Linked DNA regions of Homo sapiens: region 1 is linked to region 2. A link is an interaction called in ENCODE POLR2A ChIA-PET data of the cell type or tissue named here. Cell type or tissue: endothelial cell of umbilical vein. All regions are shown on one strand.

The links. Peaks named below come from ENCODE experiments on the same cell type or tissue, not always from the same donor. Only the 100,000 strongest peaks of a DNase experiment are listed, where the experiment ranks them.
Region 1: POLR2A ChIA-PET joins it to region 2 with 9 read pairs; 3 of 35 experiments call an interaction of 5 or more read pairs at or near these places.

The regions. Positions count from the first base shown.
Region 1 is chr13:41,343,823-41,347,822 of GRCh38, reverse strand. The region is part of intron 9 of NAA16 (N-alpha-acetyltransferase 16, NatA auxiliary subunit); the gene reads right to left. Among named protein-coding and RNA genes, the nearest start is that of NAA16, 35 kb to the right of the region's middle. In endothelial cell of umbilical vein, no CTCF peak of the experiment used is centred here; a DNase peak (open chromatin) is centred at 1,662; H3K27ac peaks cover 1,645 bases.
Region 2 is chr13:41,434,810-41,438,809 of GRCh38, reverse strand. No RefSeq gene overlaps it. Among named protein-coding and RNA genes, the nearest start is that of RGCC, 21 kb to the left of the region's middle. RefSeq lists an enhancer at 3,409-3,909. In endothelial cell of umbilical vein, no CTCF peak of the experiment used is centred here; no DNase peak of the experiment used is centred here.

The DNA of each region.
Region 1 (4,000 bases), 91 kb after region 2:
ATGGATTGGAAAGAAAGAAGTAAAACGATCTATTTGCAGATGACATGATGTTGCACATAGAAAATCCTAAGGAATCTATTAAAACATCTATAGCAACGAATAAACAAGTTCAGCAAGGTTTCAGAAGACAAAATCAACATACAAAAATCAACTGTATTTCCATATACTAGCAAAGAATAATCCAAAAATGAAATTATAAAAACAATTTCATCTAGACTACCATCAAAAAGAATGGCATGCTTAGGAACAAATTTAACATAAGATGCACAAGACTTGTACAATAATTACAAAACATTGGTTGAAAGAAATCAAAGACCTAAATACAAAGAAAGACATCCCATGTTCGAAGATTGACTTAATATTGTTAAGTTGAGGATACTTCCAAAATGATCTGCAGATTCAACAAAATCCCTATCAAAATCCCAGATGGCTGCTTTGCAGAAATAGAAAAGCCAATCCTAAAATTCAAATGGAAATAAAAGGAACCCTGAATAACCAAAATAGTCTTGAAAAACAAACATAATAAAAAAATAGTCTTGAAGAACAAAGTAGGAGGAGTCACACTTCCTGATTTCTTTTTTTGTTTTTGTTTTTGTTTTTTTTTTTTTGAGACGGAGTCTCGCTCTGTCGCCACGCTGGAGTGTAGTGGCTCAATCTCGGCTCACTGCAAACTCCGCCTCCTGGGTTCAAGTGATTCTCCTGCCTCAGCCTCCCGAGCAGCTGGGAGTGTAGATGCCTGCCACCACGCCAGCTAATTTTTGTATTTTTAGTAGAGATGGGGTTTCACCATGTTGGCCAGGATGGTCTTGATCTCTTGACCTCGTGATCCACCCACCTCAGCCTCCCAAAGTGCTGGGATTACAGGCGTGAGCCACCGCGCCCGGCTCACACTTCCTAATTTCAAAACTTACCACACTGCTACAGTAAGCAAGACAGTATGGCACTGGCACAGATGGACTTTTAGCTTTTCTTGTATACTGATGTTTAACATGTTAAAGAACCTTTCTAGCTATTTGAGAAACTGTCCCTCCAAGGTCTAGCCAATTCTTAAAGATAACAAAGGGCCCAGCTAGGAGTATGTCTTTAATATGCAAGCTATTCAAAATCCAGAGCCATATCTCCTCTATCTGGCCCTTATACCCCAAGAGGCACTACTCCTCTACCTAATCATCCCAGAGCCAGGTGCCAGGCAACGAGACCACCCCGCCAGTCTAAAGTATGCCAAAATTATTCAAACTAAACTGTTCGCCCTGCCCTACCCTAAGGAAACCTCGATGAAGGCAGTAGCCTAATCCTTCCCCTCCCTCCTAACCACCCTAGCGTCTTCCCCAAGTGGCCCAGCATGGCATGGCACAGCATGCCTCGTCTCTAGGACCTGTGTGATAAACTGTGTTTTTTCCTGAGCCTCTCCAGTGTCTCCTATTGTGGCTGCACCTGAATAACAATCTCATAAAAGAATAATAGAAAACAATAAAGACAGTCATACACATCAGTGGAACAGACTTGAGAGTCCAGAGGTGAACCCTCGCATTTATGGTTAATCTTTTTTAGACAAGGCTGCCAAGATCGTTCAACAGGGAAAGAAGAGTCTCTTCAACGAATGGTGCTGGAAAACTGGATAGTCACACACAAAAGAATGAATCTGGACTCCTACCACACCATATACAAAATGAACTCAGAGTGAATGCCTCAATGCAAACTCTTACAAGTAAACATGTTTATAAATCTTCATGACGTTGGACTTGGAAATGGTTTTTAGATAAGACCAGAAAGCATGAGTAACAAAAGGAAAAAAAAGATAAGCTGGACTTCATCCAAATTAAAAATTTTTAGTGCATCAAATGACACCATTAAGAAAATGAAAAGACAACCCGTAGCAGAACAGAAAATATTTTCACATAATGTATCTGATGAGAGACTTGTATCTAGAATATATTTTTAAAACTTCTGGCCCGGCGTGCTGGCTCACGCCTGTAATCCCAACACTTTGGAAGGGTGAGGCGAACAGATTGCTTGAGTCCAGGAATTTAAGACCAGCCTGGGCAAATGGTGAAACCCTGTCTCTATAAAAAATGAGCCAGGCACGGTAGCGCATGCCTGTAGTCCCAGATACTCAGGAAGTGGAGGTGGGAGGATCACCTGAGCCCAGGAGGTCAAGGTTGCAGTGAGGTGAGATCGCACCACTGTACTCCAGCCTGGGTGACAAGAGTGAGACCTTGCCTCAAAAACACAAACAACGAAAAAACCTAAAAAAACCCCACAAAAACAAAACTTCCTTAAACTGAACAATAAAAAGAGAAATAACCCAATCTAAAAATGGGCAAAGAAAATTAATGACATTTCCCCAAAGAACATATACAAAGGCCAATAAGCACATAAAAGATAATACCAACGGTAATCAGGAAATGCAAAGCAAAACCTCAAGAAATTACCATTTCACACCCACTATGATGGCTATCATCAATAATAACAAGTGTTAATGAGGATGTGCAGAAATCAGAACCCTCATATACTGCTTGTGAGAATGTAAAATGGTGGAGGAACTTTGGAAAAAGAGTCTGACAGTTCCTTAAAAGTTTAAACATAGAGTTACCATTTGACTCAGCAATTCCATTCCCAGATACACACCTAAGAGAAATGGAAGCATGTCTACACAAAAACTTGTACACCAAAGTTCACAGCAGCATTATTCAAAATAACCAAAAGGTAGAAACAATCAATGTGGTATATCCATAAAATGGAATGTTACATGGTCATAAAAGGGAATGAAGTACTGATTCATGCTACAATTGCGGATAAAAATATTAAGTAAAAGAAGCCAGACCCAAAAAGACTATATATTAGATAAGTCCATTTATATAAAAGGTCCAGACTGGGAAATCCATAGACAGAAAGTAGGCTAATGGTTGCCTATAGCTGAGAGGGACGTGAAGGTTGTGAGAGAATTACAGCTAAAGGATATGGAGTCTCTTTGGGGGATGACAAAACATTACATTGCAGTGATGATTGCACAACTCTGTGAATATACATTGAACTGTATACTTTTAATAGGTAAATTTTATGATATATTAATTATATCTCAATAAAGCTGTTACCAAAACAAAAATAGGTGGGGAAGCTACTGACATCTCGATGGTAGAGGCCAGGGAGTTTGCTAAACATCCTACAATGCATAGGACAGCCCTACATTACAAAGAATTATCTAGCCCAACACGTCAACAGTAGAATCCTTTGTTAGGAAGGCTGTCCTGTACCTTGTGGAATGTTTAGCAGCATCCCTGGCCTCCACACACTGGATGCCAGTAGCACACCTCACCTCACTGCAGCGACAATCAAAAACCTCTCCAGACATCGTAAAATGTCCCAAGGGGAAAAAATCCACTCCCCAACACCCTCATTAAGAAGTACTGCTCTAAAGAGGACTTTCCAAGATGGTTTTAAAACAACAGATGAACTTCCACAACAGAAATAAAAATCACCAAATCTGGTTCCACTAAATTTTTAACATTTCCATGTGAAAACAAAAACAGAAAAACAAACACAAGACAGGAAATATTTCAGGCACACTGCTAGTGGCAATACAAATTGATGTTTACAACCTTGTGAAAAACGAATTTATCTGTGTTTATCAAGAACCACAAAAATGTTCATATCCTTTACCCACTGAATGACTCTGAGAGAAGAAAATATGAGAAGAAAATAATCCTAAGCAAAGCTAGTATAAAGATATTTAATAATAACTTGAAAAACCAAACAATGGAGGGATGGTTCTAAAAGGTTATGTAATAACTAAAAAGGATAATGAAGATTATATAACAACACAGTAAAAGCTTATGAAACTGCTGGGGCAGGGAGGTGGGTGTAGGTTCACACCTACAATCTCAGCACTTTGGGAGGCCAAGGCAGGCAAATCTCTCGAGTCCAAGATTTTGAGACCAGCCTGGGCAACAGTGAGACCCCACCTCTATAAAAAAAATTTCTAGGCCGGGTGCAGTGGCTC
Region 2 (4,000 bases):
CCACCGCGCCCGGCCTCCAATGACGAAGTTTTTAGAGGCATCAAGCTCCAATGAGTAAGAAGAGAAATTAATCGTAATATGATTTCTTCAAATATTATCTTCAAATGCATTGTCCATCAACACCATAAAAATGTCTATTAGGCTGTTTTTTCTTACCATTTCACATTTTCTATTTCTTTCTTTTCCTTTTTTTTTTTTTTTTTTTTTGAGGCAGAGTTTCACTCTTGTTGCCCAGGCTGGAGTTCAATGGCACGATCTCGGCTCACTGCAACCTCTGCCTCCCGTATTCAAGCGATTCTCCTGTCTCAGCCTTCCAAGTAGTTGGGATTACAGGCATGCGCTACCATGCCCGGCTAATTTTTTTTTTTTTTTTTTTTTTGTATTTTTATTAGAGACAGTGTTTCTCCATTTTGGTCAGGCTGGTCTTGAGCTCCCGACCTCAGGTGATCTGCCCGATTCCGCCTCCCAAAGTGCTGGGATTACAGGCCTGAGCGACCCCGCCCAGCCACCACTTAGCATTTACATGTTACGTTTGTTGAAGTTATAGATTTATGCACACGTTGATTGCTGCTTTGTTATACACTTGCATATACATAAGATGGGAAATAGAAAAGAATAAAATGGGCACAGTATCCCTGAAGTTTCACATTCCGAGACATTTTAAAAATATTTGCTCTTTAGAAATTTGTTTCAATTAAGAAACTGTGGTATACACACCCAATGAAGTATTATTCAGCCTAACAAGGAAGAAAATCCTCTCCGCTGCAGACAAAATGGATGAGATTGCAGGTCTGTATATTAAATGAAATAAGCCAGGCACAGAATGACAAATATTTCATGTCCTCACTTCTATGTAGGAAAAACGGAAACCTTGGCCAGGTGTGGTGGCTCAGGCCTGTGATCCCAGCACTTTGGGAGGCCGAGTCACACGGATCACTTGAGTCCAGGAGTTGGAGACCCGCCTGGCCAACATGCTTTTTCTTTTGTTTTGTTTTTCAGATGGAGTCTCGCTCTGTTGCCCAGGCTGGAGTGCAGTGGTGCGATCTCGGCTCACTGCAAGCTCTGCCTCCTGGGTTCATGCCATTCTCCTGCCTCAGCCTCCCAAGTAGCTGGGACTACAGGCACCCACCACCACACCTGGCTAATTTTTTGTATTTTAGGTAGAGACGGGGTTTCATCGTCTTAGCCAGGATGGTCTCGATCTCCTGACCTCGTGATCCACCCGCCTCGGCCTCTCAAAGTGCTGGGATTACAGGAGTGAGCCACCGCACCCGGCCCATGCTGTATCCTTATCTGTTGTCTCTTGTTGTTTGTTTGTTTTTGAGCCCAGAAATAACTTCTCACCTATATGTTCAAATGATTTTTCACATGAGTGCTAAGAAAGCTCATTGGTGGAAAAGCAGCCTTTTCAAGAAATGGTGTCAGAGGAACTTGATTTCCACATGCAGAAGAATGAAGGTGGACCCTATGTCACACCAGGTGCAAAAATTAACACAAACTGGATCAAAGACCTAACCCCAAGTGCTAAAAGTATCATAGGCCTAAAAGAAAACATTGGCCACACTTTCATGACATTGGATTGGGCAATGCTTTCTGGGATACGACCCCAAAAGCATAGGCAACGAAAGAAAATTAGATTCCTTGGATTACATCTAAATGACAGACACTTCTGTGCAGCAAAAAACACTGTGACCTGAGTGAAAAGATAACCCATGGATTAGGAAAAATATTTGCAAATCATCTATCTGAAAAGAGGCTAATATCCATCATACATCAAGAACAGCTAGAACTAAACAACAAGAAACCCAAAGCATCCCATTAACAATGGTCAGGAGACTCGAGTAGACGTGTCCCTAAACAAGATATAGCAATGGCCAATAAGCATCTAAGATGATGTTCAAAATCACTCATCATAGGGAAGCGCAAATCACCCAAGAATGTGATACCACACGTTAGGATGGATATGATAAACAAACAAGCATTGGTGAGACTAGAGGGAAGTAGGAATGCTCGAATATGATTGGAGGGAATGTAAAACCGTGAAGGAACAGGGAAAATACTATGGCATGTACTGAAAAAATTAGAAACAGAATGATCAGATGTTCCCGCAGTTGCATTTGTGGGTACCTACCAAAAAGAATTAGAAGGCAGGAGTGGAAGAGAGATTTGTGCACCCATATTCATAGCAGCATTATTCACAACAGCCAAAATGTGGAAGCAACCCGAGGGTTCGTGGACAGATGAACGAAAAAGCACACTGCAGTGCATTCATACAATGGAAGACTATTCAGCCTTCAAAAGGCAGGCACTTCTGGCCGGTGCGGTGGCTCATGCCTGTAATCCCAGCATCTTGGAAGATCGAGGTGGGCGGATCACCTGAGGTCAGGAGTTCAAGACCAGCCTGGACATCTTGGTGAAACCCTGTCTCTACTGAAAATGCAAAAAATTAGCCGAGCGTGGTGGCGCTTGCCTATAGTCCCGGCTACTCGGGAGGCTGAGGCACAAGAATCGCTTGAACCCGGGAGGCGGAGGTTGCAGTGAACCCAGATTGCGCCACTGCACTCCAGCCTGTGTGACAGAGTGAGACTCCATGTAAACACAAAACAAAACAAAATGAAACAAAAACAAACAAAACAAAAAACCAGACAGGCACTTCTGACACAGGCTGCAACATGGATGAAACTTGAAGACATTATCGTCAGTGAAATAAATAAATCCCAAAAGGATAAACACGACCAGGCTCAGTGGCTCGCACCTGTAACCCCAGCACTTTGGGAGGCTGAGGCAGGCAGATCACTTAAGGTTAGGAGTTCAAGAGCAGCCTGGCCAATATGGTGAAAGCTCTTCTCTATTAAAAATACAAAAACTAGCTGGGCGTGGTGGCGCACGCCTGTAACCCCAGCTACTCGGGAGACTGAGACAAAAGAATCGCTTGAACCCACGAGGTGGAGGTCGCAGTGAGCCGAGATCACGCCACTGCACTCCAGCCTGGGCGACAGAGAACAACTCTGTCTCAAAAAAAAAAAAAAAAAAAAAAAAAAAAATTCACCACGGTATGATTCCACTTCTATCAAGTGTCTAGAGTAGTTAAACTCATAGAGTTGCAAATTAGAATGGTGGCCCCCGGGGTGGGCGAGAGAGAGGAATGGAGAGTTTGGTGAATGGGTGCAATTTCCATTTTGAAAGATAAAACTGCTCTGGAGATGATGGCGGTGATGGTTGCTAAACAATGTGAATGTACTTAATGTCATTCAACTGTCAACTGAAAAATAGTGGAAATTGTCAATGTTTATACTGGCCATTCTAGATGAAATCATATAGATTTATAACTTTTAGTATTGATACGTGGTCTATTTTCCCATAGTAAAAGATGAAAATGAAAGCAGTTGGATCTTTAAAAAGAAAAGAAAGAGGGGAATAATACACACAAGCTTCCTCCTGATGACAGGAAGAGCCCCAAAGCTTCTATGGACACTCCCTTTTCTCTTCTTCTTCCTGCATTCTTATGAGGAAATCTGTAGAGATTGGGGAACTTGGGTGACTTTGGCTAATGAGGAGCTCTGTGCCTTGAGCACCCCAGGCCATAGAATAGTCAATACTCAGTCTGTGCCTCCAGCCCTGCAGTGTGAGGTTCCAGTCCTGTGGGCTCCACACCCGTCACCTGTATCAGGAGGCTCATGTCTCACCCTGTCTTCTTGCCAGCCTTGAGGGCAGAGTCTGAGCCTCCGTCATGCAACACGCAGAGAGGAGGGAGGACAGTGGACCTGTTCTCCGTGGTCATGGCCCAGCAGAGGGGAAGGGCAGTTCAGTGAGTCCTGAGGGACAGACAGAGGCTTGCTTTGTTTCCTCATCCTCAGGACAAACAGGACAGTACGGTGGGGAGATGGGAGGAGACCAAGGTGCAAACTGTCAGCTCAGCAGACTGTGGAGATTCTGTTCTTGCTTGTGGTGGGGGGTCTCAGAAATCTTATTCAAAATTTTGCCTTCCTCTCCCACTGGT